Linked DNA regions of Homo sapiens: region 2 is linked to region 1. Evidence: chromatin contacts called from ENCODE Hi-C data. All regions are on one chromosome and are shown on one strand. The core of a region is the stretch at or near the end of the contact, and the rest is flanking DNA. Distances in the headings are between cores, read along the strand shown.

Region 1 (4,997 bases), core at 1,326-3,825:
CTGCAGGGCTATTTATTACCAGCTGAAAGCTTGAATATTATAATAAGACATGTTATATAGAAAGCTATAAAATGGCATCCATAACTATAGGAACTCAAACTCAAAAATAGCCATCTCTTCCTTGAATTAAATTTACATTCATTTGGGTCAACCAGCAGCTCAGCTTCATTTCATCGGTCATGTCATGTGACTGAATTCAAGCTCATTTCAAGGGAAAGGCCGTTCTATGCTGTATTTAGAACACATATCACTGAGCAGACAGATGAGTCTTTATAGGCCTATCCAGAAACCTTGCTTTAGTTGCTAAGAAACTACAATTTTACCGTATTATAAATCATTGGAAAAAAGCTAAGCCAGCAGAGATTAAACATGTTAAGATCAAGAATCTCTCACCTATTGTGCAAAATGAAACTATGCTATTACCATAAACTGAATAGCTAAAATTAGCATTAGGCTTCTTTAAGTCATGTTGACACAGTCGAAAAACTGATAAGACAAATAAGACTAACTCTACCCTGCCTTCCACAGTGGACTCATGCTTAGAGGAAAACAGGAAAAATACCCAATACACTTAGCATATTCAATGCTAGAGACAGAAAAAATGTTTCCTTCCTGACCCCTGCAGTGATATCCAAGGCCATGAAGCACACATAAAATTTGGTACTACGAACACATATTTAACTGATGGATATTGTCAATCCTTTATTCGTTTTAGGAATAATGAAACAAACTCTAACATTCAGCATTTTAAACCCAGTTTCTCAAAAAACTCCACTGGCTCTATCACTGATTTTTTAAAATTTAAATTGCAGCCTCTCTAATAAGAGTAATCATAAATTGTTCTGGCCTAACAATAAACAATGAAAGATTAGCAAAAATAATTTATAGTTCACTCTCCAGTACTGACTTCTCATAAATTCCTTCACAGAAAAAATATTCTTTAACCTCTTAATGGCTGTTTCCACAAGGGCAGAAACAGGTTCACAATCCTAGACTCACTTGTGAAAGATCAATTCAGCAGCTGAATGCTAACACATGTCTTCAATCAGAATCTGCTCTGTTTAGGTCCCTATGCCCATGATTCCCCACCACTTCTCCATCTTCTCAAAGGAGCTTCAATTCAAAACCCAGTAATTCTCTGCTTTCTACTGTACCACCTCCCAGGGGCCACTTTCATGTTCCTCGGAAATAACGTCTCTTCTGTCTTGAAACTTTTAAATCTCAAAAATCCACTTCCCCATCTCCCTGTCGCCAGTCACTGCCCTCAATCCCACCACTGCAATTAGTTGCAGCTATGTGTCCCTGTTTTCCCAAAGGCCCGACCAATATCATACAGCATTTGCCACATCCCAACTCCTCCCTTCCCTAATTTATCCTCCACACTGCAAACCAACATTACACCCCCGACTTCCTGCATTTTACTCCCTTCCCTTATTTTTCGTCTTCCCCCACCCCCATCTCTATACCCAGGCCTCCTTACTTCTCTAATAAATATTCCCCCACCTCAGTTCCAACCCTTTCCCTCCATCCTCTGCTCATTTTCCTCTCCTTATTTAGAAACTCCTTTTTGCTCTCCCAACCACTACCCTAGAATGCCCAGCACTCCACCCTCTTTAGCAAACCCAGCCCTCTTCCCCCAGCTCATTTGGAGACACTGCTGCTTCTCTCTCCAGGTCCCCTACTGCAGTCAACCCACTCCCTCATCTTCCCACCCACCTTCCCTCTATCCCTAGATCCAAGGTTCCCTGATTCTTTACCCCCTCCTTTGGTCTCTAGTACTCAGCTCACCATTAGTGTTCCTCAGGACTCTCTTCCCCCCAATTTCCCCCTTATTTTTAAGGATGTCACCAGTCCTACGGGGCCTCAGTAGAATCCTGGACGACCCCAGCTCCCGGGGGGCCTGACGGACACCACCATCCCCGTCGCCCGGAACACAAACGCCGGTCTTGTGCCACCCTCCCTAAGAGCTGCGCCCCCTCCTCATCCGCCCCCGCTACTCCAGCTCCCCACGTCGGCTTCCTCCGTGTCCCCTCGCCGACCCGGCACGACGAGCCCCACGACGTGGAGCCTCCGAGTGGGCAACACCTCGGGCTCACCCCGGACGCCCCCGCCGCTCGGATAGGAGCCTCCGGTCCTCACACCCGCGCCTCCTCAAACCCGCAGCCGGTACCTCCTCTCGGACCCGCAGCCCCTCAGACGCCCACTCGGCCCCCTTCCCCGAGCTCCAGCGTCTCCTCAGGCCAGAGCCGGGCCCCCTCCGGCCCCGGCGCCCCTCAACCCCCGCCCGGCCCGCCCCCGGCGCCCCGCTTACCGTTCTGAGCGGCGCCTGGCCCTGGGAGGAGGGAGCCAGAGACCAGCAACAGCGAGAGGGCCAGGGCGCTGGGCAGCGACGAACCCGACATCCTCCCTAGCAGAAGACCCAACAGCGAATGGGCCGGGGCCAGAGCCGGGGCCGGGGAAGGGAGGGGAGGGAGGGAGGGGGCGGGCGAGTGCGCGAGGGAGTGAGCGAGGGAGGCAGCCGCGGCTCGGCTCCGTCCTTCCCCGTCCTCCTCCTGCCGCCGCAGCGCCCAGGCCTCGCGAGACCTTCGCTCCGGGTCGTGGGCGGCTGAGGAGCGACCGCCGCAAGGATCGCGAGAAGAGGCGGCTCCGACGGAGACTCCCGCCCCGCGGACTCGGTGGCCCCGCCCCTGCAGAGGCTGATTGGCCTAGCGCGAGGTAGGTCACGTGCCGAGGGCGCCTCTGGCCATGTGACGGGGCGAGGCGGGACTCCGCTAGCTCTCTGGGCAGTGGGGAGCTGGGAAGTCCTTCAGTTTACTCCTCTGTGGCCCGGGAGCACCCATAAATAAGAGGAAGCTTTGGAACACAGTACATTTCCTCCACCCATCCTGCCTTTCATTTGTTAGCGCTCTTGGCTACAGAGTTTCATACACCGTGCCTCCTTTCCTCCTTCCTCTCTTTGTCCCCGTCCTGCTGTTTCTTCCTTCTGGACTTTGAACATAGACCTCTACTGGTAACTGGCTCCAACCTCCTTCTCTCATCTGCTGTTTTTTCCTTCCAGGAAAAGTGGTGCGCCCCCTGTGCCCCCGTTACCTTGTGCTTTCCTGCCTGGACATCTGCTCCCTTTGCCTGAAATGTCCTCCTTTGCCGCCTCTGCCTACTCCCCCTCCCACCCCACATCTGGGCCTTATTTTAGCTTCATAGACTCTCAGGGCCTGAAGTTCAGCTAGCCTAATTGCATGTTCATTGACACAATTCTACAAGGAAGTCGTGTATGAACTTACATGAAGACTCCTAAGAAGCGTCTTAATGCGGAAAACATTTATTGAGAACGTGCTGTGTGCCAGGCACATAGTGAAACCCACATGAAAAGGTAGTCCCCGTCCTCATGGAGTGCACTGCCTAGGCTAGCAGAGGAGTGAGGAAGGGTCAAATGGCCCCATAGGAAAGGATCTAGCAAAGCACTCTGGAGGGTGATTGGCAGTGTGGTTACTACTGTTTGCATAGAAGTTTGGGAAATGCTCTTTTTAGGGGTATTTTTTGTACTACCCTCAGGGCTTGTGGTTGGCAAAGGAATTTCTATGGCTTAGCTCATCCCTGACTCACAGCAGACGTCCTGGGAGTGTCTGTGGAAACTCTGAGGGGCCAAGTAAACAGTCCTGGTGGCCTGACTTGATTTAAAGAGAGGGTTTGGAGGACCTGGAAGAAGGAGACCCTCGCAATCTCTATCAAGCTAAAGTGGTCTGGAACTTTCAACAGGAACTGAACAGCTGGTGGTTCCAGACCAAAATTTCTAGCAAAGGCCAGGACCACTATGGCATGTTGTTGATTGAAGTGAAAACTATGTCCTTCAAAACCTCAGGTGTGTGAGTGACAAAAAGATTGGCATGTACCTTCATCTGGACAAAGGCCATTCTGCAGACAGCCCAGTAAGGAGGGCTACAGGGCTGCCTGTGGTGGGATCAAGATTTTCAGCTGATGGAAGCTTTGGTTGGATGCAACCATTCTGCCTCATTATAGCTGTAACAAATGTGGCTCTTTGATCCTTACAACAAGAGATTCTTACAAAATGATCATGGTCTTTTTGTGGATAGGGAAGCTGAAGCCAAAGGAGGACACGAACGGCTCCAGCTCTCAGAATGTTTGTATTAATCATTAATGCCAACAATCTGGTTTGCTTGTTAATAGACTCATGGTAGAAGTGCATTTTCTTGTCCCCTTGAAGTCGGGAGTGGCATTGGATGTGCTTGGGTCAGTGAAATGTGTAAAGTAACATGCATTGCTTCAAGCAGAAGCATTTCATTTCCAGTTTAGACTCTTTCCCATACTCTTTCGTCTTGGTAGTGATTACTGATCATGACGATGAAAGCATATATCAAAACGAACCTTGTGTCAGCATTAGTCCCTGAGTTAGCATAATAAGCTTAACCCCCCTGCTAACCCATACAGAACAGGTACCCTCTGTTGAATTAAACTGTGAGATTCAAGGGGTATTTGTTCCTGTGACATAACATAGACTGTTCCGGCTAATGGAAAGATGAAATTCAAGTCCACAACACCAACATTACCATCCAGGAGCTCTGTCATCTTAGGCAAATGACCTAATCTCTCTGGACCTTATTTTCTGTCAAATGGTGCTAATGATAGCACCTACCTTCCAAGATTATAGAAGGAATAAATGAGTAAATTTATGTGCAATGTTTAGAACAGTTTCTGGTGCATAGTAAACACTCATGTTGATGTTGATGCTGCTACTACAATTCTGACTCCAGCTTTGTATTCTTCTTCTTATCTCATGCTTGCAAAAAGTGATCTGGGAAGAACATTTTTAAGTATGGGTGTTACCAGTCAACTCTCAAAACCTGCAGTTATGAAAAAACCCTTTTACCCAGGGAGAAATGTCACCAAATTCCACATGATAGTAGCTGTACTTTGTCACTTTTCATCGAGAAAATACATAATAACTAAGACCTTTTAATAATTCTGTAATTTTTTTTTTG
Region 2 (4,957 bases), core at 450-2,949, 5.7 Mb after region 1:
TGTTTGTTTTTGTAGAAACGAGGTTTCACTATGTTGCCCAGGCTAGATTCGAACTCCTGGCTTCAAACAATCCTCCTGCCTCAGCCTCCCCAAATACTGGGATACAGGCATGAGCTATGGTGCCCAGCCCGAAATTTCTTTTTGTTAGTCTTAGCAGAGCACTCCACCTGTGCCAGGGCAATCGTGTTTTTTTTTTGTTTGTTTGTTTTGTTTTTTTGAGACGCAGTCTTGCTCTGTCGCCAGGTTGCAAACTCCACCTCCCAGGTTCAAGCAATACCCCTGCCTCCCTGCCTCAGCCTCCCGAGTAGCTGGGACTACAGGCACGCACCACCACCCCCAGCTAATTTTTGTATTTTTAGTCGAGAAGGGGTTTCACCACATTGGCCAGGATGATCTCGATCTCTTGACCTCGTGATCCACCCGCCTCAGCCTCCCAAAGTGCTGGGATTACAGGCGTGAGCCACCACTCCCGGCCAATTGTGGTTTTATATCTGTCATTTATTTCTCCACTTAGTTCATCTAGATCAGATGATTATTACTTCCATGTTTTCTATCAGTTCCTAAAAAAAAAAAAAACGTGAAATAGGACCGTGCCAGGGAAGGAAGCTTAAGGGACACTACTAAACACCTCTTCCATGCCTGTCACTGAGCCAGTCAATATTATTAACTATGTTATGCATGCATGTTATTTCCAAGCCTACAGATTGCTTTCACACATTAGCGTGTTCATCCATAGTGAATGTGGCCAGCGGAAATCTATATGGGCAGTAACATTCTTTCCTGAAGTCAAGATATACCACGTCTAGTAATGCTCTCCTGAATAAGTTATTTATTGAGTATCGACATCACAATCTACGTCTTTTCTCTTTGTTTATTGGATCACAGTGAATATAAAACTATACCTATAGTTACGATTATACAAAAGAATCTTAAGTCAGTGGTCATGGGTAAGACAGTAAACCAATTTATCTGCTTTCAGAGCTTTTAAGAAGTCAAAGTGCAAAAATGACAGTTTTGTGCAAAAAGAATTTTCAACGAGCCTGACAGCCAAAATATACCTGAAGTCGCTGCGAGACTTTACTTGGATTTTCATGAGATCGTTTGTGTGTGAGCACGCTCGTGTTTTTCCCAGAGCAGGTGTAATGATGGGTCTTTACTTACTCTCCCCACTCCCCACCCCCTTCGCACACTCTTTCACCTTGGGAAGGGTATGGGAATGAAGAAAGGAGTGTTAATCGGGTTCCCAGCGTTCCCTTATCTTTCACCTAGCTCCCTAACTACTGTGGATGTTAGGTTTGGGCACACCCATTTCAAGACAAGGAGACTGGTTCTCGAGGGAAGTGTGAGACTGAAGTTACAGAGCCTGTCAAAAGCGGAGCCTTATAGAGGGAGTAAAATCCCACGTGCTTCGTGCTGCAGCAGCTGGAGGGTGGACCTGGGTCGACCTGGGGGGATGCTCAGCCCTGCGGGTCCGGGAGCGCGCAGAACAGCGGGGAGGGCTTCTCCCTCTTCTGGGTAGGGGCGCGCTAGGTGGAGCCCCACCTCCCCTCCGCGGAGACCCACCCTCCGAGCCGGGAGAGGCGTTGCGGGGGGGTGGGGGGGGCGTGTCCCCTGGCGCAGCGCGGCCAGCGCGCACGCGCAGCGGGCGGAAGGTGCCCGGGCCCACTTTGAGCGCGCGGCTGCGCACTGAGCCGCCGGCCCTCCCGGAAGCGCAGAGCTCCGCTGGTGCCACGTCTATCCCCTTACATCCTCCTAGGACCCGGTCGGTAGTCGTCGCCCCAGCCCGCCGGGGGCGCAGCGCCCGAGCCGCGGCCCTCGAGACGGGACCGAGAGCATCATGGGCAGCACTGTCCCGCGCTCCGCCTCCGTGCTGCTTCTGCTGCTGCTCCTGCGCCGGGCCGAGCAGCCCTGCGGGGCCGAGCTCACCTTCGAGCTGCCGGACAACGCCAAGCAGTGCTTCCACGAGGAGGTGGAGCAGGGCGTGAAGTTCTCCCTGGATTACCAGGTGAGGCCGGGCGCCCGGCAGCGCTCCCTTCTCCCTCCACTCCCAGGTCTCACCTGGACACTGGCTAGCCCCTGACTGGAGGCGCTCGAATTAGCCACAGGCTACAGGGAGGCTGCATGGGGTGGGAGTCCCCGGAGACCAGTTGACTTCCCCGTGAGGAGGAAGGTTTGGGTCATCAGGGCCCACCCGAGACGAGCCTGGCCAGCGAGGAGGTAGTCAGCGCCGCAGGTGCGAGCCCGGGATGGGGACGCCAGGGCGGATCCCGCAGCCTGGGGAGCTGGCCAAAGAGATATCCGCAGGCCCCCGAGACACTAACCAACGGCAGTTCTGATCGGCTGGACACAGGCTCTCTAACCCCAGTCTCTTAGACCACCTTGTGCCTTCGAGTACTGAAAAATGGCAGCAAGAGGAAGTGGGCTCATAGTTTTAGTTTATTCCTCCCCTCTCCAGCGTTTAAAGTTGGAGTGAGGTGAGGGCAGCAGAAGTGAGAATGGGCACTTTGGAAAGGAGGGATCAGTGCAGCCATTGAGGCCTGGCGGTGTTTACAAGGAGCGGTGTGGCTGCAAGACTTGGCTCTTGCCATATGGCTTAGAAAAGCTCAGTTCCTGTATTCCTGTCTCCTTTGAGAGATCCCGTGGCCCACAGGTGACAGGAGCAGGTCTTGAGTGAGTAGTCTGCCCCGATATTTAGTGAGCAGGTCTAGGGTTGGGGGCCAAGTGGGCATCATACTCAGACAGCTATCTGCTTGTGGACGCATGCTGATAGGCACTTCAGAAATGAGGGGCCACGGGCAGCAGGAATGGGGGCAAGCTATTTGACCAGTTCCTCTGTGGTTAGAGGCACTGAAGGAAGCTTGCGCTTGGAGACAACTTCTATGTGGTAGTCTCAGTCACTGATTTGTCCACTTTCAGGTCTTTGTGGACAACATGCAAATTGTGACTGGGTTAACATGGGCAACCTAGGTGCAATGACAAAAAGAATGATAATTCTGTGGTTGCAGGGACCTCAGATGTCATCTGGTCACTGCCAGGGCGGAAATCCCTTGTCAAAGTGTGTCCAGCCTGGGTTTAAACACACTTAGCAACAGGATACTCACTGCTTTTTGCAAAGCTTGCTGAGCAGGACTAGTAACTTTTGTCCGGACAAAGAGGCCATTTAAATTTGGAAGCAGATGGAGGCCATTGACCGTGTCCTTTGATGGATCTTGGTTATAGCCATTGCCTACCTGTGAGATTTTGCTTTATGTGGGTCTTATTTTTCTTATGTTACAAGGAGAGTTTGAACTAAATGATTCCCAAAGACTCTTCCACCGCTGACACTCAGAAATTCCATGAATACTTCGATCAATATTTTTCTTCTCCTTGCATTCAGTCATTAATAATATATTGTTAATAGCTACTTGACCCATTCAGCAAGCCAAGAATGACCCTTGCTGGTGGGGGGAGGGGGAACACCTGTCTGTTATTGGAACGGAGAAGCAGGAGGTGCAGCATGCATGCTCTAGGGTGGCCCCCAAATCAGATCCCACATCTCCACTGCAACCCCAGGGGGTTAGTTTGCAGTCTGACGATTGTCCAGTAATTGGCTGGCACTTTTGGGGCCCTTGCTAAATTTATGTTGGACACCGTGCTAAACACTTTAGGTGTGATAACTTATTGACTCCTCACTTCATGGATAAAGACATATCCTCAGAGAATAAAGTAACTTGTCTAGGGTCACATGGCTAATGAGTGGCAGTGCCCTAAATCAGTGATTTGCTGTGTGTCTTGTGTTAAGTATTGAACAAAGATAAAGAATCGGTGGCATCTAGTTGCATTGGAATAGTTTCTTGGACATCCCTCCTCATCTTGCTCTTGATTTCGGGAAGCTTTATCAGCACCATCTCAGGAAGAGCAGTTATCCTGGGGTATGTTCATTCATGCTTCAGAATAGTGCAATAGGTAAATGTTTAGGCACTGGAACCAAAAGCTCTCAAGGCAGATCTCATCTCACCACTTTCTCTTGTGTAACCTTAGGGAATTTACTTAACCTTGGAACCTCAGTTTCTTCTTCTGTAAAATGGAAAGGATTAGGCTCATTGAAACCCTGCAGAGCAAACTTGGGAGTCAGGCAGGCATAGATTCAAATCTTAGCCCTTTCACTTTCAAGCAGTGTGACCACAGCCAATTTATTTAACCTTGCTCAGCCTTAGTAAAATGAGAAGTGGCGTAGCACCTGCCTTAGAAAGTTTTGAAGATGAAGTGACAGAAATGTTTGTAGAGTCTGATCACAGTGTCTGGTTGGCATTTGGTAAGTGGTGGTTGCTCCTTTGATAACAGCAATTTTTTTATGGTTGTCAGGTCATCACTGGAGGCCACTACGATGTTGACTGCTATGTAGAGGACCCCCAGGGGAACACCATCTACAGAGAAACGAAGAAGCAGTACGACAGCTTCACGTACCGGGCTGAAGTCAAGGGCGTTTATCAGTTTTGCTTCAGTAATGAGTTTTCCACCTTCTCTCACAAGACCGTCTACTTTGACTTTCAAGTGGGCGATGAGCCTCCCATTCTCCCAGACATGGGGAACAGGGTCACAGCTCTCACCCAGGTGAGTGAACATTAGCAGTTCGGGGCTGCTGAACCCCCTAGCGTGTTCCTCTTCATTGGCCTCTGTCTAGGCTGGTGGTGGGAGTCATCATCCATCCAGCTCCCAGTCTGGAAGTCTCAGGGTTGGTTTTGTCTCTTTCTTCATACCTAGTCCTAAAGGATGCCATGCTCTTCTTTCGATCTTCCTTTCCACTCTCTAACCAGGTCCCTGCAGTACTTTCCTCTGACATTCCTGTCTCTACTCTTTCATTCCCACTCAGTCTTTTGCACAGTACCACTTTCGAAGTACCTGTGTCATGTGTCTCTGCTTATATGATGTGCCTGTATCATAAAGACCAAAGTCCTACTTTGTGTGGTGTATTAGT

What was found. Hi-C counts contacts between places; a loop is a spot of excess contacts on that map. Pooled maps may share reads with other maps.
Region 2: a loop to region 1 is called in a map of CD8-positive, alpha-beta T cell, with 17 times the contacts of the local background. The contact joins the promoter of TMED3 here to the promoter of NPTN in region 1. A Hi-C loop is called at or near these places in 2 of 168 maps with a recorded cell type or tissue (CD4-positive, alpha-beta T cell and CD8-positive, alpha-beta T cell) and 4 of 50 pooled maps.

Annotation. Positions count from the first base shown.
Region 1 is chr15:73,630,814-73,635,810 of GRCh38, forward strand. NPTN (neuroplastin) reads right to left here and starts at 2,576. Exons shown (of 9, transcript NM_012428.4): 1 at 2,312-2,576. The coding sequence starts at 2,402. RefSeq lists silencers at 2,093-2,352, 2,433-2,732.
Region 2 is chr15:79,309,413-79,314,369 of GRCh38, forward strand. TMED3 (transmembrane p24 trafficking protein 3) reads left to right here and starts at 1,700. Exons shown (of 3, transcript NM_007364.4): 1 at 1,700-2,005; 2 at 4,345-4,593. The coding sequence starts at 1,838. RefSeq lists silencers at 1,544-1,593, 1,804-1,873.